Linked DNA regions of Mus musculus: regions 1 and 3 are each linked to region 2. A link is a loop called in an ENCODE intact Hi-C map of the cell type or tissue named here. Cell type or tissue: heart. All regions are shown on one strand. Links, peaks and the distances in the headings refer to the core of each region. The heading gives the core; the rest is flanking DNA.

Region 1 (7,339 bases), core at 1,976-5,975, 540 kb after region 2:
GGTTTCTCTGTATTGCCCAGGCTGTCCTGGAACTCACTCTGTAGACCAGACTGGCCTCAAACTCAGAAATCCACCTGCCTCTGCCTCCCAAGTGCTGGGATTAAAGGAGTGTGCCGCCACTGCCCGGCTATGACCTCAGTTTCTTAAGAACAGCATCTTGAGGATAAATAAGAAAGTAAGGGTTGATAGTGATGAGTTTGTGTGTCAAGTTGACAAGGGGTCAATTGTACTGGCTGGTTTTGTGTGTGTGTGTGTGTGAACTTGACACAGACTGGAATTATCACAGAGAAAGGAGCTTCAGGTGAGGAGATGCCTCCATGAGATCCAGCTGTAAGACATTTTCTCAATTAGTGATCAAGGGGGAAAGGGTCCATTGTGAGTGGTGCCATCCAGTAAGCAGCACCCCTCCATGGCCTCTGCATCGGCTCCTGCTTCCTGACCTGCTTGAGTTCCAGTCCTGACTTCCTTTGGTGATGATCAGCAATGTGGCAAGTGTAGGCTGAATAAACCCTTTCCTCCCCAACTTGCTTCTTGGTCATGATGTTTGTGTAGGAATAGAAAACATGACAAAGAAAAATTGGTACCAGAAATGGGTTATTCCTGTGACAACCTGACCATGCTTTGGGGAGGACTGTGGAAGGACCTTGGAACTTGGAGCTAGAAGAGCCATTTGGTGTTAAGAGCTCTGTGGGATGTTCTGTAGGAGCTTGGAATCGTAGCTTGGATAATGTTGAGAACAGTGCAGAGGATGGAGGCCTGGTTTGTGAAGTTTCAGAGGGAAGATTAAGAGGGTTGTTCTTGGGTTAAGTTTTCCTCCCCCTCCCAGGTATAGCAGTTGGGAGTTCGTTCACTTCAGATGATTGCTTATCTGCCTATCGATATTTGTTTATATGCCTCTATGGAAAAGCATGTTTGTGCTGCATGCAGCTTGCCTGTCAGTCACCTGCAGCTTGCCTGTCGTCACCTGCAGCTTGCCCTAGTGATTGGATACTTTACTCATGCAACTTCTCTTAACCCTCAGAGTATAAATTGTCTGGGGCTCCCAGTAAGGTTGGCCGTTACATGAGATGTTCATCTGCCTCACCTGTGTCCCACCACCTCTAGAGTCATGACACCCCCCCCCCCCACACACACACTTTCTTTTGTGCCATGTCATTATTTTCTGTTTGTGACCATTTTTCTAAGGGGTGTTTATATTTTTTCAATATAGGGATTATATAGACCCTCCTCACTGCCCCCAGCCCCTCCCTGGCTGTTCCATCTGAGACAGGTCTGTCTTACTGTGCAGCCTAAGGGGGCCTCTCTCCTATGTTGCTGAGGACAACTTTTAACTTTTCATCCTCCTGCCTCCATTTTTCAACTGCTGGGATTACACGTGTGTGTCACCATGCCGCTAACACGGTTATTTCAGTACTGGGAATTGAGTCCAGGGTATCATGGATAATAGGCAAGCATTCTACCAACCGAGCTATATTATATCAACAGCCCAGGATCTTACTTTCAAATGAATAACATATATCAGGTTGTTGTGGTGGTTGTGGTTGTGTTGTTATTGTTGTTGTTTTGTTTTTGAGACAGGGTTTTTCTATGTAGCCCTAGCTGGACTGGAACTCACAGAGAGAGCTTCATGGCTTAGCTCAGCTTGCTTTCTTATGGATCCCAGGGCCACCTGCCCGGAATGGCAGCCCAGCCCCACCCCTACAGTGGTCTGGGCTCTCCTACATCCATCATTAATCAAGAGAATGTCCCACAGGCCAATCTGCTGGAGGCATTTTCTTAATCAAGACCTCTCCTTCCTTGCCAGGCATAGAAAACAGTGCCTCTGGTCAGTCTCAGCACAGTGAAGCAGAGGCAGGGAATCTAGGCCTGGGTCAAGGCCAGCCTGGTCTACATAGGAAGTTCCAGGCCAGCCAGCCCTACCTAGTGAGGCCCTGTCTCCCCTTTCCAGATATGTCTAGGTGTGTGAGAGAGACCAAAACAGGAACAATATACCTTTCAAGTTAATGGGAGACCAAAGTGGGGAAAATGTGGCTTGCAGGTTAAGGGTTCTGTTTGCAGTTGAGACAGTTGAGAATAAATTCCTGTTTCCCTGTGCAGGTTAAGGGTTCTGTTTGTAGTTAAAGCATAAGTCCTTGTGTGAAGTCCTTGGAAGTTAAGGTTTCTATTTGTAATTAAGAACAAATTCTGGGGGCTGGCGAGATGGCTCAGTGGTTAAGAGCGCCGACTGCTCTTCCGAAGGTCCCGAGTTCAAATCACAGCAACCACATGGTGGCTCACAACCATCCGTAACGAAATCTGATGCCCTCTTCTGGAGTATCTGAGGACAGCTACAGTGTACTTGCATATAATAAATAAATAAATCTTTAAAAAAAAAAAAAAAAAAAAAGAACAAATTCTGGGTTGAAGAGATGGCTCAGCGGTTAAGAGCACTGGCTGTTCTTCCAGATGTCTTGAATTGATTCCCAGCCAACACATGGTGGCTCACAACCATCTGTAATGGGATCTGATGCTTTCTTCTGATGTGTCTGAAGACTGCAACAGTGTACTCATATACATAAAATAAATAAATATTTAAAAAAAGAGAGAGAATAAGTGCCCTGGGGCACTGGAGCGATGGCTCAGCAGTTAAGAGCAGTGCCTGTTCTTCCTAAGGTACTGAGTTCAATTCCCAGCAAACTCGTGGTGGCTCTTATCCATCTACATTGGGATCTGATGGCCTCTTCTGGTATGCAGGTATACATGCTGATAGAATGCTCATATACATTAAATAAATACATCATAAAAAAAGAATACATTCCTGAGTTGGGCATAATGGTGCATGACTTTAATCCCAGCACTCAAAAGGCAGAGAGGCAGGAGGATTACTGGGAGTTGGAGACCAACCTGGTCTACAAAGCAAGTGCAGGACAGCCAGGGCTACACAGAGAACTTCTGTCTCGAGAAAAACAACAAAACAAAACGTTTTTGTTTCTTAGAGCTGATGTAAATAGCAAAACGTGTTTTTCACCGTACACTAAACTTTGCACCCCATTCACGCGATGTACATCCTACCCCTGTTCCCTCCCTTTTATAGTATCTTCCCAACAATGTAGCACAGCCAGCTCTCTCCCAGTGAACATTTCTCTCTCCTGTAAAAAAGGACCTCAAGAGGCCAGCAGGAGCGGCTCTCTCAAATCCAGACTTAGGGTGAGACAGCTGGTTGGCCAATCCCTGGTGCACCCCAGAAGACAGCTTACTTCAACTGGACAATCCTTATTTATTTATTTATTTCCTTAAGTCCCCCACTGTCTTAGTCAGGGTTTCTTTTTTTTTCTTCTTTTTTTTTTTTTTAGATTTATTTATTATATGTAAGTAAGTACACTGTAGCTGTCTTCAGACACACCAGAAGAGGGCGTCAGTTCTCGTTACAGATGGTTGTGATCCACCATGTGGTTGCTGGGAATTGAACTTAGGACCTTTGGAAGAGCAGTCAGTGCTCTTAACCGCTGAGCCATCTCCAGCCCCTTAGTCAGGGTTTCTATTCCTGCACAAACATCATGACCAAGAAGCAAGTTGGGGAGGAAAGGGTTTATTCGGCTTACACTTCCATACTGCTGTTCATCACCAAGGAAGTCAGAACTGGAACTCAAGCAGGTCAGGAAGCAGGAGCTGATGCAGAGGCCATGGAGGGATGTTCCTTACTAGCTTGCTCAGCCTGTTCTCTTATAGAACCCAAGACTGCCAGTCCAGAGATGGTCCCACCCACAAGGGGCCTTTCCCCCTTGATCACTAATTGAGAAAATGCCTTACAGTTGGATCTCATGGAGGCATTTCCTCAACTGAAGCTCCTTTCCCTGTGATAACTCCAGCTGTGTCAAGTTGACACAAAACTAGCCAGTACACCCACTCTCACCCACTCTTCGCTCCTGTGCTGGGGATGGAACCCGGGTCTCACACACACAGTAGGCAGATGCTCTATCACACAGCTCTTACCAGTATTGCCCAATTTCTCACTACCAACGTGATGTTACTAAACAAACTTGGAGAGAGATGTGAGACAGCACATTGCTATATCATATCACCCTCAAACAGTACCGGAGACTATCGCAACACATGGATGCCTGTAATCCCAGCACTCAGAACGTTCAGTACTTTGATCAGTTCAGCACCTTGATCTTTGTCTGCATAACATATCTGAGGTCAGCCTTGAATACATAAAATTTTATCTCAAAAGAAAATTTCAGCTGCATAATTTAACCATGGTTATCCTGCAGGACAGTGCAGATCCAAGCATCTTGAAAGTTGAAGCAGGGATTGACTCCATTTGTTGGGCATTTGCTGCCACCTGCTGGTTAATTCTTTTCATTGCAAGCTGGGGAAATTGCAATTTAGAGTTGACAAGTGAATGAAGCTCTCCTCGAATGCTGGATACTGTGCCGAGGCTCCCAAGCTTAGCACGACAGACATACACACTGCCCCTGGGGAAAGACTTCTGAGTTGTGGGCTCCTCTAAGCATCCACTGCCAATTTCCCCAACGCTCATTTTTGCATTTTTGTTTGTTTAAGGACATCCATCTTTCCTTCCTTCGGAGGTCAGAGCACAACTCTAATTCCTGACCCTGAGAATGTTTTTGAGAATTTCCTCAAACATCTAGACCGGATGTGACATATTTAGGATGCTTTAAACTGGGGATATTTGATATAGAAGGCCTGTTTTCTTTGCTTGTTTAGTTAGCTTTTGCTTTTGAAGCAGGATCATACACACCACACACACACACACACACACACACACACTCACAAACACACAATTGGTGGATGAATCAGGGCTCCAACAACTTTATTTTTTCTCTTAGCTTTTTTTATACCACCCCAGAAAAAAAAAACTCTTCTTAAGAAAAAAGATCAACTTATAGGACAAGTTACATAGTCTCAAAAAAAAAAAAAAAATCAGGGGCTGGGGAGATGGCTCAGCAGTTAAGAGCACTGACTACTCTTCTAGAGGTCCTGAGTTCAATTCCCAGCAACGAAATGACATGGTGGCTCACAACCATCTGTAAAGGATCTGATGCCCTCTTCTGGTGTGTCTGAAGAGAGGAACTGTGTACTTACATACTTGAGTTGAATAAATCTTTTAAAAAAATCAGCACAAAAACATATTCTTGGAAAACAGATTAACATTATTATACAAAGGGAAATGGCAACATGGTTACTAATTATGTCTTCTTCCATTGAAACGCACACCTAACTAAACACTTCCTGTCTATCTTTCCTTCCACAAATCCATCTGAACCCTAAGGCAATAATTTTTTTTTTTAGGATTTATTTATTTATTATATGTAAGTACACTGTAGCTGTCTTCAGACACTCCAGAAGAGGGAGTCAGATCTTGTTACGGATGGGTGTGAGCCACCATGTGGTTGCTGGGATTTGAACTCCGAACCTTTGGAAGAGCAGTCGGGTGCTCTTACCCCCTGAGCCATCTCACCAGCCTGGCAATAATTCTTTTGTCATCGATTAACAAAGTTTAAGCAAGCCAAGTCTACTGTAGCGAGTGTTCCCTATGCTAGCTGAGGACAGTCTGTATTTACCAAGAAATAAGTCATTATATTCCGTCTTATTTTTTGAAGCCTCATTTAGCTAGTCTGGCTACTCGTCTCCTCCCTACTCTTACACTCAGAGGAAATAGGATCCTTTACTCTTCGTTCATAACCCTGTCCCTTCGTGGTGCACACTTGAAACCGGTGACCACAGCCTTACATCACAAGATCAAGGAACTCAGACCCAAACCAGGGGGAACGTTTTCTTTGATCATTAACCTGCTCAAACCTCACAAGCACACGTATGTGCCTGAGCTCACTGTGTTTCATCTCTAGCCTGTACAGCCCTCTCATCTCTACAAAGAGGGGGGCAATTTCCACGGTTATTTCTATCTTTGTTATATTTTTCTGGCAAAACAATCTAAACCATCTCCCGAGTCTTCCTACCCTGACTTCCGAAAATTGTTTACATTAAAGCAGGGCTTCTGTAAAGTCATCAATTCATTTAAACAGCATTATTCGATGCAAGTTCATCTTCATACTGATCTTCAGGAAAATTGCCCAATAGAGAGGACTTCATGGAGGACAATCACACCAGGCTAGGGGCAGTGAGGTTCTTCCCATGCCCGTTCACACCATGCTAGCTAGATACAGGATGTCTATAAAACATGAGAAGGCACAGCACCATCAAGAAGCAATCCAGGGACAAACCCCAAGGGGGGCCGTGCCTCTCCGAGGCACACCCATTGCAGCTGTGCATTACGGTGGACCTTACTCAGGAAGCTCACTTGCCCACTCTAATTCCTCCTCCACGACACCCCCATTCCCCCCTCCCCCACAAAACAAAAATAATCTTTAAAAAATTATGTTCTGATACCTGCTGTGAAGAAATGTGGTCAAGAGCCTGGACAAATAGCTCAGTGGTTACAAGCACTGGCTGCTCTTCCAGAAGACCCTGGTTCAACTCCAAGCGTTTAAATGGCAGCTCACACCTGCCTGTAATTCCGTTCTAGGGGATCCAACAACCTCACACAGACACACATGCCGGCAAAACACCAGTACACATAAAATAAAAATTAAAACACAAGAAATGTTGTCAAATCACCAGATGCTATTATAGATGTTTAAGCTAGGTGTTTGAGGTCAGCCTGGGTGACAGAGAAAGATCCTGCTTCAAGAGCTAGAGAGATGGCTCAGTGGTTAAGAGCACTGACTGCTCTTCCTGAGGCCCTGAGTTCAACAATGGGACCCAAGGCCCTCTTCTGATGTGTCTGAAGACAGCTGCAGTGTACACATATGCATAAAATAAATAAATCTTTTTTAAAAAGGAAGAAAAAAGAAAATGCATCCATTGGATTGTTCTAATTTATGTGGGAAGGCCCAACTACTGTGGAAGGAGATATTTCAGGGTAGGTGGTCCTGGGTGATTTTATCTAACCCTGGGGGACAAGCCAGCGAGCTGTGTTCCCATAACCTCGGTGTCAATTCTAATTCCAGGTTCCTGCCTTGAGTTCCTGCCCTGGCTTCCCTCTGTGATGGACTGTGACCAGTTAGCTGAAAGAAACTTTTCCTCCCCAGCTTGTTTTTAGTAATGGTGTTTTATCTTAGGAGTAGAAAGCAAATTAGGACCCCATTTAAAGACCATTGTATAACGGCAGAAAGAGGTGTTTTGTAACTTCATCAAAACATTCTGGTATTTTTGGTTTGTTTGTTTTTGTTCTTGTTTTTGAGTTAGTGTGCAAAACAATGTAATAACTTTCAATCTTGGTTTCTTTTTTTTTTTCTTTTCTTTTCTTTTTTTTTCTCCCGAGACAGGGTTTCTC
Region 2 (7,339 bases), core at 2,240-6,239:
GCTTAACACTCAACATACATACACACACATGCACACAGGCAGGCAGGCATGCATTCTCACACACATACACACAAATGGAAAAGAAAAGAAGTATTGTATAAATACTGATAGGAATTTTGTTAAACCTGTATGTCAATATATCAGTTTGGGATGAAGTGAAGCTCTAATGCGCTAAGTTTCTAATCCAGAGGTATGCTTGTCTCTATTTATGGGGTCTTTGTTGTCTTCCTCAGCACTCAGAATTTAGTCCTGTCTATGTTTTATTCGATTCACACCCAAATATTCTACCTTTGGGTGACTGTATCTTACATTTTTCAGCTTCACTGTCCATGTGGCCACTGCTAGAAGCCTTTAATGTTTATTTGATTTCTGGTGACCTAGCTTAATTCATTTATTAGGACACGGAGTATATTTGCCTTGGCTTGGTAGATTCCTTAAGAGCTTTCAAAGAGTCAGTCATGCTGCCTACAAAGGACAACTTTTCTTCCTTTATGCGATTTCTTTTTATTTCCTTTTTCTGTCTTAAGACACTATTGTGTGGTCCCAGCACAACACTGTGTTGGATATAGAAAATGACTGCGGCCATCCTTGATTCACTGTTTCCTTCTTCCTACAGTCTTTCTTTTTGCCCAATATCCTCCTGTCTCATGGCCTTCCTGGAACTATTTTTTTTTCAAATCATATCTTTTGTGCATACTGCTTCTGGGTTTATTTTTGCATGGTCTTCTACTTATTAACAATCACTTAGTAGTAACATTACCCATACATACCTTGCCAATGGGTATGCCGCTGGGGAGTCCTTCCTTTCTGCAACCTCTCCAGCACCAGCCCAGCAAAAAGGGAAGGGCATCCTCACTGCTGCAAACAGAAGAGAAAGCCCACGTGCACACGTTCCCCAAGTGGTCTCCACTACTGGCAGAGTTGCCTGTGGGAGAAAAGGGAGGCATGGTTGGTTGTTTCTCCTACGTTCACAAAAGGCGAGTTGCAGTTCTCCTCTTGGTTTTGTCTGATGAGGTCTAAGCAGAGCTGCTGCTGCCTCTGTGGACGAAAGCCTGGCCCTTCCCTAGCATGGGTGGGAGAGGAGCTACACAGTTTTTCATAATATTTGACTTGAGTTATTCTGTCTGAAAGCTGCTTGTGCCGAGGGATAGTTTCCCTTCCCAGTGTTTGGCCAGAAAGAGAAAGCTTCCATTGGGACTCAGCTTTTCCATGCCTGTTGGGGTTTCTGGTGTGCTCTTTGGTTTCCCACCTAGAATATGTGACATAAGAAGAAAACCTAGCGAGCTCATCCCCGGGTCTTATCCTGGATCCCGTGGCCCCTAGATTTCTATTGCCTTGACATTGTGTCTGAGATGAACAGATCGAAAGGAAGGAGGTTTTATTTCGGTTCATGACTTCAAAGTCACTTGGCTGTCTTGTTTTGAGCAAGTAGGGAGGATCATCATGGGTTAAAGCAAAACTGTTCATCCTTGGTAGCTAGGAAAAAAGCAGAGAGAGGAGGAAAGGGCCAAAGTCCCTTATACCTCACTTTAAGAGCCTGCCTGGTACCCTGACTTCCTTGCCTTGTACTAGACCCCACCTCCTAAAGTTTCCATCACTCCCAATAGTGCTAAAGGCCAAAGACTGAGGTGTAGGCTTATAAGCCAGTGGGGGCATTTATGATCCAGACCATAACAGGTTCTAAAATCTTGCTTTCTTATTTCCACTGTTCAGAATCATCTTCTATTACATATTTGTATATAAACATGAATATGTGTACATATGTGTATATACATGAATGTGTGTACTATATGTATATATAAACATACATATATGTACATATATATTCTACAAAGCACCACATCCCCATATATGCATAGATATGCATACATGTACATATATACATATATATGTGCATTTAAAGAATGTAAAGAATATAAGAATGTATCTATTCTATCTTCCTAAAGGCATAAGTAACCACTGTGTATATTGAAACTTTGAATTGTTGCCAGTACTTTTAAATTAGAAAATTTCAACTTAGAATTCAGTGATTTTTTTTTTTTTTTTTTTTTTTTTTTTTTTTTTTTTTTGCTTCTCTTGAAAATACCTGGCAGTCTTGGGTCCATATTCCGTGATGCAAAGAAATAGCATGGGCTGTGCTACCCACTGTGCTTCCCTACTAGCTACGAGGGCTGTGTGTATTGGCTTCTTTTCTCCTCACTGACCAAATGCCCGACCAAAAGCACATTAAAAGAGGAAGGGGCTATTTGGGTTTAGAGAAGGGATACAATCCATCGTGGAAGTGGAGACAAGGTGGCAGAAACATGAGGCAGAGAATGTATAGGAAGTGGGTCTAATCTGTAACGCCTCAAGGCCCACCCCTAGTGATGGACTGCCACCAGAGAGGCTCTACCTCTTAAAGGGTTCACCTTTTCAAACTTGCACCACCACCTAGGGACCAAGGGTTCAGGCACAGGAACCCATGGAGGACAAATCACGTTCAAACCACAGCACTATGTAAGTTTAAGTTAAAATTAACTGAAAATCTCCAGTTCCAGATTACAGCAGCTAGGTATGACTAGTCGCTATTCTATTAGACAGTGAGGTCAGAGTACTGTCCCAGTGTAGGCTTTTCTGTCAGACAGTGCTGGGCTTGAACATGGCGCGTGGGGGGCAGAGGGGCATGCTTCAGTGTGTGAAGACCCCACCACTTGCTGGCATCATCTGCCTCATTGACCTCATCCGTTAAAATGTGTGTGTCTATGAAGGAGTTAGTAGCGTTTTTACCTGGGGCTGCAGGTGGAAGCCATTGCGCTGTGGGGAGCACAGCCCGAGCAGAGCCTGGGATGGGAGGAGCTATGGTCCTGAACAACCAGCGTTTGAAAACAGAGTAGCAAAGTGGGAGAAGAAATAGCAACTCCCGAAGGAAAAAAAAATACGGACTGTTTTAATCTCCACTGTGCCTTAACAAGCTGTATTTTTTCGGCTAAAAAATTAACTTCTGCCATGCAGATCCCACCAACCACACCTTGGGCCATTCTCTCTTTGTTCTCTATACTCCAGCTATATTGGGTTTCTTGGGTCACTGAATGTCCCAAACAACTCATTTCTTCGGGACCTTCACAATACCTCTCTGCCCTGACTACTCTGCACCTGGTGCTAGGCCAACTCCGCAAAGCCTGTGGATTCCAGGCAAGTGTCTCTTGAAGCCTTGGCTAGACAAAGCCCCGCCCTTAGAGTCCACAGTGCCTGGTCCCAGTCCGTGGCACTCGACACAGGATACAGTCTCTATATACTCAAATGGGCAGTGTTCTGTGTGTCTCTCTTCCCTGCTTGGCTATGCGCTTCCTGGGCACCAAAACCAGATGTGCTTTGGCCACTACTGTATTCCCTGGGCTAACAGAAAGCCTGACACAGAAGGAACACCAAAGCGGACACCTATTGCCGAAGGTCGGGTGGCTCTTCTGAATTCAACTTCAGCAGCATCAAAATGGAAGCAGCAATAACTGTTGCCCTAACTTTATAGATTAGGATAGCTTATTTTAAACTTGAGACCAAAAATTCATAAACATTTTTATCATATAAAGAAAAATGTTAGTTAAGTAAGTCTCTGCCATGAGGCTCCCTGGTGACCCCATTAAAAAGAGACATATCTTAGATCTCAGAGTCAGCCATAAGCTGGGGCCTCCGAGATATCGGGAATGAGACTCAAGGAACTGCAATAAGCTTTGCCCTCGTATCACCCAGTTAATTACTGAATGCCTTGTTTGTTGCTACTTTGAAGTTTAATTTGTTTTCATCTAACGCCTGATGAATTTCATTCCAACCGGAGGAACATTTTCTGTCTTAGCGAATCACCTCCAAATCAATCAAAAGGCAACAAACTTGCCAGGCCTTCCCTTCCCCATCTCTTAAATGAGAATAATTACCATTCTACGTAACACACAGGTTTATAAAGATCATGTGAGGTGACTCATGGGAATTCAGCCAACAAATCCTGCAAGGCGCGCGCGGGGGGGGGGGGGTTGGGGGGGACACGACCTCTTTCAGGAAAGTAGTCTTCTGGCTTCTTCTCCCAAATCTCTGTGCCTACAAATGAGAACTAGCCCAAGGCAAGAGGGAGCTTTACCTTTAAGAAGCATTCTGATATTCTGAGCTTTGACCCCCCAGTAAAGCCAGAAAGATAAAAGATAGAATTGCCAGAACTTTCAGCCTCTTCAGACTGGGCCTGGGGGGGGGGGGGGGGGGGCGGGGCAATGGCTGACTTTACTCACAATTGAGCCCCGGAGCACCAGGTGCTCCTGCCCTACCTAGCCTGCCGCTAAGAATGTCAAAGATGTCGGGGAGGGGGCGGGGTGTGACCTCAAGAGACACAGATCAGCTGGTGTGCAGCTTTTTACTCAGTACCCACCTCCACCCTGGCCAAGGGGAAGCTGCCAAGGAGCAGATTCACCTCCGTACAGCAGAGGGCAGTGGTGAGCTCATCTCGACCCATACCTAGCGCGGAGGGGAGGTTCTGCTGGGTGTGTTCAGAGCTCAGGAGCCTGGATCTGAGCTGAGCCCTCCTGCCCGTCCTCCTTCTCCCCAGACGCCGTGATCCCTTCACCCCAATTTAAATATTTACGCACACAGGCATGGAGACGCGGGGAGGCACATGCCGCCATATATTATTGTTAATAGAGTCGCTGTTGGCTCTCTCATGCAGACGCAACATAATAGCAAGCGTTGTCCAACGTAATCCCCATGAATTACTTATACCATTTAGCATCTAAATTGACCACTTCCTGTTTCTCCAAAATAAGACTGTTGCTTAAAGTTAGGGGGCCATGAGTCCATTTCACCAGGCACTTGGAGAGTCAGTGTGATTCAGTGAAGTATTCTGTTCTAGGCCCAACTCTGACACCGGCTGATGATGCTTGGGGCTTGTTGCTTTTAACCATGTGCTCCAGTTGCCTCTAACTCCTCCCTCCCCAAAAGAAAACATGGACTCTGGCCTCAGCATTCTGTTCATACTTTAGCCTCTGTGGCTGTGGGTTTCTCAGCCTCCTTCGTCATTCAGCGACAGGCAGGGGGGGGGGGGGTGTCCTGTCCCACTTCTAGTCCAGTGAGACCGAGGTGCTGCAGGGTAGGAACTTGGCAGAGCTAAGAGCTCGCTTCTTTCCTTTCTTCAGCCAGTGCTTAAATGAGTAATGGCACCTCGGTGGTCCAGGGCACCGTTTTAAGGTATGTGGGTTTATTTGACTAAATTAGAATGAGGAAACAGGTCAAAAATGAAGTCGGATGATGACTTGAAAGGAAACTGGATTCCTTCGGTCTTTTTTACCTCTGGTAGGTAGGATCCCAAAGGAGCCAGAGTGTCCAGAGGGATCTACAGCTGGGATATTAAACCTGCAGTTTGGCTGCAGGAAATAGGTTTAAGAGGGATGGGCTAGGGAAACAGCCAAATTATGAGGTTGATGACATTTCTGCTCTGTGTTTCTCCTCCCCATCCAGGGCACCTTCACGACCCATTTTCAGGGCAGCTATCCAATGGCTTCGTGGCAGACAGTCCCTCCTGACCACTCCCAGGCTCCTCAACCCCGCCCCCACAAAACTGCCCTGGTTTACTCCAGATCTCCACTTGATTGCAATGTAGGGGAATGCCTTTGGGTCCCTAAAAGACACTTTGTCTCAACAAATTAGGTGTTACTATCTATAAGGGCCAGTCCTGTGCTAGGAAACACTAGGTCATGGCCCTGCCCTTCAGCAGAGGAGTAGAGTGTGTGCCTTCCTGTGTTTGCTTCCTGGCTGTTCTTTACCTCCAGTAGGGGATCTGACCATTTTGGGTAGACTTGAGATTCAAGTTGGATGTAGGCCCTGCCCTTCAAAAGTCCCACACTGGTCCTGAGGAAACACTCACTGCCAAAACCATGGCTGCCCCACCTCCTTTACGCATTGACTTGAGCATCTGCACCCAAAAGCTCTGCACATCTTGTCCACATTCTATCTCGGGGCTCAAATGCCCTACTTATTGATAATGCATCTGAAAGTCTGTTTTCTTCCCTCTCCAAGAGAATTATGTAAACTCTCCTCAATGGAACCCTTTCCAAGAGAATTGGCCAATCCGTTGACTTATTAAAATTAACAACATGGTAAGGGAAGACACTTGGACTTCACAGGGGATAATCAGAAAATTAACCCTTTACAGGTTTTTTTTTTTTTTTTTTAATGTTCAAAGTACAGTGTCCTAGTGGGACAGAACAGGGATACACTCCTATATGGTACAACTACAGTTCCCCTCTACCCACACAATAGGACTCCATATTCCATTGTTGCTAGAAGTTCTAGATTTTTACCTCTTTGTTTGTTGTTAGGCAAGGCCTTACTATGTGGCCCAGGCTGCCCTTGAGGTCACCATCCTGCTGCCTCAACTCTCAAGTCGGGAGTCTACAGGTATACACAGCAATGCCTGCCTAAAGATGATTCCACCTAACAGAGCCATTGGTCTGGGGATTACCACGGTGGCCATTCTAAGTAAGCTTGACCTCGGCTAGGGTACTGGCAGCCATTCCCAGTGGCTCTGATCCATACATGTTAGCTGGGAAGAACAGGGGTGCCAGGTCTGTCACCAGAGCATTATATAGCAATATGAGCAGACATCCTTAGAATAGATTCTGGTCTCAGCTCTGCTAACTCAATAACCAGAGCCAAAGACATTCCCTTCTCCAAGGCTCAATTGCTTTTGACCTTGCCTTGGACGCTGACTACTGTGTAACTAGAATTTAATGAAGCAAGATTAAGGCTGTGAAGCAAACTCCTCTTAAGCCAATACTCTCACCATAATAACTACCCTTGGCTTTATTTCAGGTCTGTTCTGTATATAAAATGCAAAACCTTTGTTTAAAGATCTATTTTCATTTCATGTGTATGAAATGAAAAATGTTCATTTTGCTAACATACATGTATATGTACCACATATGTGCCTAGTGACCTCAAAGTCCAGAAGAGGGTGTCAGATCCTCCGGAATGAGTCACAGGTGGCTGTGAGGCCACATGGGTGCTGAAAACTGAGCCTCGATCCTTCCAAGCAGAACACGTGCTCTTACTTCTGAGCCATCCCTCCAGCTTGTTATCATTTAAAACAAGTTACACAATGGTGCAGATAAATGGTGCCTGGGTTGTATTTTGTTTTCAGTGCCTTAACTTAGCAAAATAAAAAGTTGGCAATAAATACGTGAATAAACGAACAAACAAACAGCAATTTTGTCAGTCCTAAAGGATCTTTTGCAATGATCTGCTCTGAAACAACTAAATGTTGAGGACCCTCTGGGTCGAATGACCTCTGGGCCCCTGATGGCAAGGATGCTCAGTATCAGGTTGT
Region 3 (7,339 bases), core at 1,976-5,975, 270 kb after region 2:
CAGCTGGTACTCGGCCACAGCTGCCTCTCTCCCTCACCTGTGTTGTAGCTGATAGGACTATTTGTCATCCTTGTTTTTTACACCTGTCACCACCCCACCTGCCTCATGTAAACACTGCTGGAGTCAACACACTAACCCTGGGTCTCCAGGGTAGGCACCGCCCAGGCCTTCCAGGAACTCTGATCTCTTAGGGCAGGGCTGAGGAGAGCAGTGGTGACAGCAAGAGAGCCTCCCAGGTGCCAGCTTTTCCTGCAAAAGACCTGTCCAGAGGGAACTGGATGAGGCAGGCTCCCATCCACCTCTCCCCTGGGTCATGGCCACACCTCCTTTACCAGGCCTAGAAAGACAAGACAGACCACAGTGGGAAGTGGTGCTGTATGTGGCCTGTGGTGTTGCTCTGGAGCCAAGGGTAGGGCTCCCTACTGGCCAAGTGACATTCAAATCTTGGAACCCAACCTACATCAGTTTCTCTGATAATAAAGTAGAGGAAGTGGCATCATTTGGTGCCTTTTAAAGAAATGAAGTCCACAGGCTGGGGAGACAGCTCCATCCACACAATCTTGAGAACCTGAGAACCGCTCAACCAGTAAGCTTCTGGCTTGCTGAGAGACTCTGTCTCAAAAGAATAAAGTAGAAATGGTTAAGGAAAACTCGCAGTATCGACATCTGGCAACCACATGCACCTGCCTGAGACTCCCCAAGTGCTGGCTGTAGCTTACAGCCTTGCTCTCAACCCGTGAGACTGTCCGCCACACCTCGGCAGATGGAGCCTCAGCAGCTATACTTCCCACAGCTGACTGGAGGTCCTGTAAGATCTACTCAGAGCCCCTTGAGGCACATGCCACCAGTCTGTGAGATGGGATTGGGCCAGAGGAACAGAGTCACAAGGGTGTAATAGCAGGGTCTACATTAGAGAGCACACCTCTCTTCTTCAGCCTCTCATGTTGAGTCTCAGGCAGACGCTCATGCACCCATAACACCCGAGGCCCAGAGACCCTGACACGGAGTGAATGAAGGGCCTCAGGCTGGGAGCCTGCACCAGACCATGGGGCCCTGCTTAAATTAAAAATAAAATAGCATTCTGCTGTCACTGTGGTTATTTTTATGGGCGCCTTTGATTTAGACTGCTTTATACAGATTCTCCATTTTCCATAGGAATATGACATTTATAAAGTACAAAGATGTGTATAAGAAAACTAGTATTAGTCACCGGCTGACGCAGGACTTGGGCAGAAGTTATGAAGGTGTTGGGGAAAGAATAGCCTGGTCTACTAGTTTTCAGACGTACCTCATCTGTGCTTGTGTGCATTAGATTTAATGTGTAATTGCATTAGAGGTTAGAACTAGGAAGTTGGAGAGATAGCTCAGCAGTTAAGAGCACTGACTGCTCTTTCAGAAGACCCAAGTTCAATTCCCAGCTCTCACAATCATCTGTAACTCCAGTTCAAGGAGAAACCCTGTCTCTGTCTTGAAAAACAATAACAAAAACAAAACAACAACAACAAAAAAAACAAAACAAAAAAAAAAAACCAGGGTGGGGAAAGCTCTCCCATTAAGGTACACCTTCACCCTACTCCTTCACTCTGGTATGGGGTCTTACTGAGTTGTCCAGGTTGGCTCAGAGGTCTGGGTCCTCCTACCCCAACCCTCTTTTTTCTTTTTCTTTTTACATTTATTTATTTGTTTGTTTGTTTATGTATTTATTCATTATTTATTTGGGGATTTTTTTGGAGGGGTTGTTTTTGTTTTTGTTTTTTGAGACAGGGTTTCTCTGTGTAGCTCTGGCTGTCCTGGAGCTCACTCTGTAGACCAGGCTGGCCTCAAACTCAGAAATTCACCTGCCTCTGCCTCCCAAGCACTGGGATTAAAGGCGTGCGCCACCATGCCTGGCTTCATTATTTATTTGTTGAAAGTGTGTCTGTGTGTGTCTGTGTGTGTTACATGTGGAGTCAGAGGACAACATTTGGAAGGTGATTTCTACTTGTACCAAGTGGGTCCCAAGGATCAAACTCAAGTCGTCAAGCTTGGCAGCAAGAGCTTTGCCCACTGAGCCATCTCACTGGTCCAGCGTGGAAGTGTCTGACCACTCTGATGAATGGTACAGAAACTGGGTCTGTGAGGGGTGCCCGTGAATGATCTGGAGAGAGGCACCAGTCTGCCAAACTATTAGCCTCACATCCTGCCTCTGCCTGCCCCATCGCGTGTGTGGAGTCCCAGAATCCATCTTTTCTCTTCCCTAATTGGGTTGCTAATATCTGCTGGCGAGGCAACCCTAATTAAACCATTCATCTTTGTTGCTCTGTATTCTGAGGCTATGAGGTTGGCCATTATCACTTTTCTCTCTTTGACCAAGCTCTCTGAGGATAATCTGAATCTGCTCTTGTTCATTTCTTAGAAATTCTGTCCATCCGATTTGAGTTCCTTTGTCCTTTCTTAAAACACTGGGCTCAGAAGAGAGGACACAGGGTGGGGGTGGAGGGCAGCATGAGTTGGAAATTTTGTCTTGTTCAGCAAAGCTGATTTGTGAGTGAATGGAGCCTGCTTGATGCCTCCACAGCTCAGAGAGGGTCTGCACCCACCCAGGAGAGAAGAGCATCAGGAGATGAACTGGAGCCCCAGAGGGTAAATGGCTGGAGCTGTGAGCGAATACCATTAGTTACTGTGCTTGGAACCCGTAGAAGCTGGGTGACACACACCACTGCCCATGAAGGTTGCACCGTCTACACTGCTGCTAACAAAGTGACCAGGGCCTCCATCCTGCATTTGATGATCCCATCCTGCCCCCTGTCCCCTGCCCCTGCCCCCCCCCCACCGCCCCTGCACCTGTTCTTGCCTCCACCAAGTCCCTTGTACATGATTCACACAGGCGCTAGTGGGGCTCCAGATTTGCAGCTCACTGAGAAACTCTGCAGGAAGCATTTCCCCTTGCCATAGCTGCTCCACCACAGAACCCCACACTGCCTCATGAGGGAGACCAGCACCCTGTGTGAGCCCAGGCCCACCCATGTGCCAGGGGAACATCCACAGGCTGCTTAGCTTCCAGGTCCCATCCTTGATCCCAGGTCCCATTGATATCTAGAAGAGGGTTGTGTGGAGGACAGGGGTATGGAAGACCAGCAGGCTTGTAGGGCAGGGGCACTGTCTTAACTGGAGAGAGAAGGCTGGGCTGTAAATTGCCAAATTCACCATTTTGCTGCATCGTCTTGGAGGGAATCATGAAGTTTCTCTCCCCCACAGTAAATGGTGGACACACACAGCCCTGCAACCCCAGAGAGCCTGTGAGCTGACAGCGTGCTGCAGGCATAGGTATAGCTCAGAGCCTTAAGCTCAAAGTACATCTTAAGTAGTCCCAGTCACCAAGTACCGGGTCTGTCTCAGTTACTGCTATTGCCAAAGACGTGCCATCATGTCTACAATGGATGGTGGTGGGTGCCACTTCTACTGAAGGCCACAAATAGAGCAGGGATCAGAAAAGCAGACTCTGCTGGGGATGGGAGGGAGCAGGCCACTGCTTCCCCTTGACGGGCTGAGTTCTAAGGCTCAGGTGTAGAGCAGAAGACTTTGGGAGTGAAGGAAATGTCGTTGCTTTCTCCTGTACAGGCCTCAGCCAGGTGTGGCTGGCAGTTTTCAGAATGCCACCCTAATGCTCTCTGCCTGCTGGAACCGCAGTGTCTTGGTAGGGTCTCAGCATCTGGGGTCTCTGCCCTTTGCCCCATAGCTGCAAGCCAGCAGTCCAATAAATAACCCTGGCACACTGGGCGGGGCCCTACCCTGCCCAGTCTGTGGCACCGGGTTCCTCTTGTTGGTCTGTGCTCTCCTGCCCTCTGGTGGTGATGGAGACAACTGCAGCCCATGGGGCAAGGTGGGGCCAATGGCCTTGGCTGCAGCTGGAGAGCTGGGGGGGTAGGAGGGGACACACGCCCATGTTCGCACTTCCATTTCACTTGGCCTCAAAGATTAGAGATGGAGGAAAACTCTGAACGATCCAAAGCAGCTACTCAGATGGAAGGGGTTATTATTATAATTACTATGATTATTGTTATCAAGATTATCATGCCTGCCTGGAAAGTCTTGTACAAAGCAGGCTTATTTATGTCAGCTTGTTGTTTGTGTCTGAGGCGCTTCATCTCTGCTCATAATAACTAGCATTTGCAGGGCTCTTTCATGCTGCAGAGCTTTGTCACATCTTCAGCCCAGCTCATCTGCACAAATAGCCTTGTCACTGGGTGCCAGGAGGAGAGCAGAGGCTCTAGCCGGGCATGTGGTCTGTCCAAGGCCACTGGCAAAAAGGCTCAGGGCCAGTACTTGAACCTGGGTCACCAACTGTCTTAGTCAGGGTTTCTATTCCTGCACAAACACCATGATCAAGAAGCAGTTGGGGAGGAAAGGGTTTATTTGGCTTACACTTCCATGTTGCTGTTCATCACCAAAGGAAGTCAGGACTGGAACTCAAGCAGGTCAGAAAGCAGGAGCTGATGCAGAGGCCATGGAGGGATGTTCTTTACTGGCTTGCCTCCTCTGGCTTGCTCAGCCTGCTCTCTTATAAAACCAAGACTACCAGCCCAGAGATGGTCCCACCCACAAGGGGCCTTTCCCCCTTGATCACTAATTGAGAAAATGCCTTACAGTTGGATCTCATGGAGGCATTTCTTCAACTGAAGCTCCTTTCTCTGTGATAACTCCAGCTGTGTCAAGTTGACACAAAACTAGCCAGTACACCAACTGAAGATGCCTATTCCTTTCCGCTGTTACCTTTTGTACCTCTGCTCTTGAGAGGTGCGGTTTGCCTACCTGCCTTCAAGCAATGAATGTGTCTGGCACCTTGTAAGCTCCTGGAGCAGATGGTGTTGGGGTGGAAGATATGAGGCCAGAGTTGACTTCGCTTGACCATTACCAATGCTCACCCTGGGATGCAGACAAGTATCAGTACATCTCTGAGACTTTGGAGCAGAAGTCGGCATAGAGGCTGCCTGTGGCCCAGCAAGTGGGAGCCAATATGCACAGTGGACAGGTCCTCACTGGGCCCTAGGAACTTACAACTCTCTCCCTTAGTGGATTCTAGCTCTAGACACCAGCTGGAGACAACTCTGGTACAACAACCAACATGCTGTCGCACAGGCTGACCTGACACAAGGTCTGAGTGCTGCTTGCAACACGTGCTCAGGATCTACCCTGCAGCCCTTGGTCTTAGCCCATCCTTCATAGAAGGGCATCTACTTTGTGCCTCCAGTTCGAGGGCGTCACTACCCTGATACCACCCTGGGCATTCTCTGCACCCCAGCAAGGGCCTAAGGCAGCCTGCTTCTGGGGAACGTGGCCAAGCTGCATCCCCCCATCTCCTGCTCACCACCTGCTGTCATGCACAGGTCTCTACAAGGAGTCGTCTAGAGCCCTCAGGTCCTCCAAAGTGATTCTCATCCACACTGCATTCCTTCCGTCCATTTGTATTTCTACATTAGGAGTAAGAGCCATTTAAGCAGAAAGGATATACTATTTAAAACAGTAAGAATGGCCATGCTGTTTCTTTGTTATTGGTGTGATTAAAAAAAAAAAAAAAAAAAAAAAAAAAAAAAAAAAAAAAAAAAGGTATCTTGCTGATAACTTCTAGAAGCCACAGCTTCTCCCAACCCCTGACCCTAAATATATAAGAGCAGTGCTTGACTATTGATATTCAGCCCTGAAGTTCCAGCTGTTCCTGAGGAGGGTCCTGACTGACCTCCCTGGCCCCTGTCACTGTGGCCGTCCTGCTCACTCTGCATGCCCATAGCAGCTCAAGAGGTGGGAAAACGCATGCCCATCCGCCGGGGAGATGCTAGCCCAGCTGTCCTACGCTGTGTGTCCTGTCGTTTCACACGGCGACCCTGTGGAGAAAACAAGGATGTTGCCATCCCCTCCCCATTCATAGCAAGGACACTGTACCACTGCTTACACTGGGAGCCTAGGTTGAGACCAAGTCTGGGCCCACCCATCCCGGCCTTTCCACAGAGCAAGAATGGTTATAGTCAGCCAGGCATGGGGGCGAACGCCTTTAATCCCAGCACTTCGGGAGGCAGAGGCAGGCGGATTTCTGAGTTCGAGGCCAGCCTGGTCTACAAAGTGAGTTCCAGGACAGCCAGAGCTATACAGAGAAACCCTGTCTCGAAAAACCAAAAAAATAAAAAAATTTTTAAAAAAGAAGAATGGTTATAGTCTCTCTCCAGTGGGAGAAAACAACACTTCCCTTCTGTTTCTGCTCCACAGCCAGCCTCAGGACAGTAGGATGGTGGTACAGACAGTAAGGGGCTCCTCCCCTCAAGCCCAGGCAGCCACAGGTCTACAAACTTCTTCCAGGACTACCAGCTGAGTTCTGCTGTACTCTCCAGTCCAGCACATAGCCAGCCCCTAACACTGGCGTGCCATCCCAGCACTCGGGGAGAATAAGGAGCCATTCAGGCAAGAAACTTTACAGAATGGAGATACCAAGTCCAGAGTGCTGTCCACAGTTAGAGAAGAGGGCACTCAGATGCCAGAAGAGTGCTGTGGGCTACAGCCATGGGAAAGGGATCTTCACAGAAGCCGTAATTTGAGCCTAGTTGGTTAGGAGTTACAACAGCCACGACTATTAAAATACCAGTTCAAACATAAAGTTACCATCCAAACAGCGTGTCCCTTTAAATTTAACAAACGAGGGGAGCAGGAAACTCTGCCAGGAAGCCCAGTGGCACACATGGTTGCTGGCACAATAGAATCCAGGCACTGGCTTATTTTTTCAACATTGATCTATCCCTGTCTTGGCTGTGCCTTCATCAGTGGCCACTCCACACTCCTGCAGGCTTTGGGATTCTTTTGTTGTTGTTATGCAGAATATTTCAATATATTTGCATATATGCTTATGTGTAACATGTATGTTTTTAGATATAAAACTATGTGAATAATCAATATATATATATCTTTTTGACAGCAACAACAGAGCTATTTTATTAGATATTTTCTTTATATACATTTCAAATTTCAAATGCTATCCTGAAAGTTCCCTATACTCTCCCCCTGCCCTGTTCTCCTACCCACCCACTCCTGCTTCTTGGTCCTGGCATTGCCCTTTACTGGGGCATATAATCTTCACAAGACCAAGGGCCTCTCTTCCCAGTGATGGCCGACTATGCCATCTTCTGCTACATATGCAGCTAGAGACACGAGCTCTGGGGGTACTGGTTAGTTCATATTGTTGTTCCACCTATAGGGTTGCAGACCCCTTCAACTCCTTGGGTGCTTTCTCTAGCTTCTCCATTGGGGGCCCTGTGTTCCATCCTATAGATGACTGTAAGCATCCACTTCTGTATTTGCCAGGCACTGGAATAGC

Evidence for each region. Peaks named below come from ENCODE experiments on the same cell type or tissue, not always from the same donor. Only the 100,000 strongest peaks of a DNase experiment are listed, where the experiment ranks them.
Region 1: a loop joins it to region 2, with 2.5 times the contacts of the local background. A loop is called at or near these places in 2 of 42 quality-filtered maps.
Region 3: it touches region 2 in a loop (9-fold over the local background); 20 of 42 quality-filtered maps call a loop at or near these places.

What each region holds. Positions count from the first base shown.
Region 1 is chr8:94,195,350-94,202,688 of GRCm38, forward strand. No RefSeq gene overlaps it. Among named protein-coding and RNA genes, the nearest start is that of Nup93, 16 kb to the right of the region's middle. In heart, for the core only: a CTCF peak has its summit at 4,326 (motif pointing left); no DNase peak of the experiment used is centred there.
Region 2 is chr8:93,657,479-93,664,817 of GRCm38, forward strand. It overlaps Gm26843 (a long non-coding RNA gene), which reads right to left. Exons shown (of 10, transcript XR_003947433.1): 4 at 771-925. Among named protein-coding and RNA genes, the nearest start is that of Gm30606, 59 kb to the right of the region's middle. In heart, for the core only: a CTCF peak has its summit at 4,444 (motif pointing right); a DNase peak (open chromatin) is centred at 4,443; H3K4me3 peaks cover 689 bases; H3K27ac peaks cover 891 bases.
Region 3 is chr8:93,929,286-93,936,624 of GRCm38, forward strand. The region is part of intron 3 of Gnao1 (guanine nucleotide binding protein, alpha O); the gene reads left to right. Among named protein-coding and RNA genes, the nearest start is that of Amfr, 80 kb to the right of the region's middle. In heart, for the core only: a CTCF peak has its summit at 3,831 (motif pointing left); a DNase peak (open chromatin) is centred at 3,826.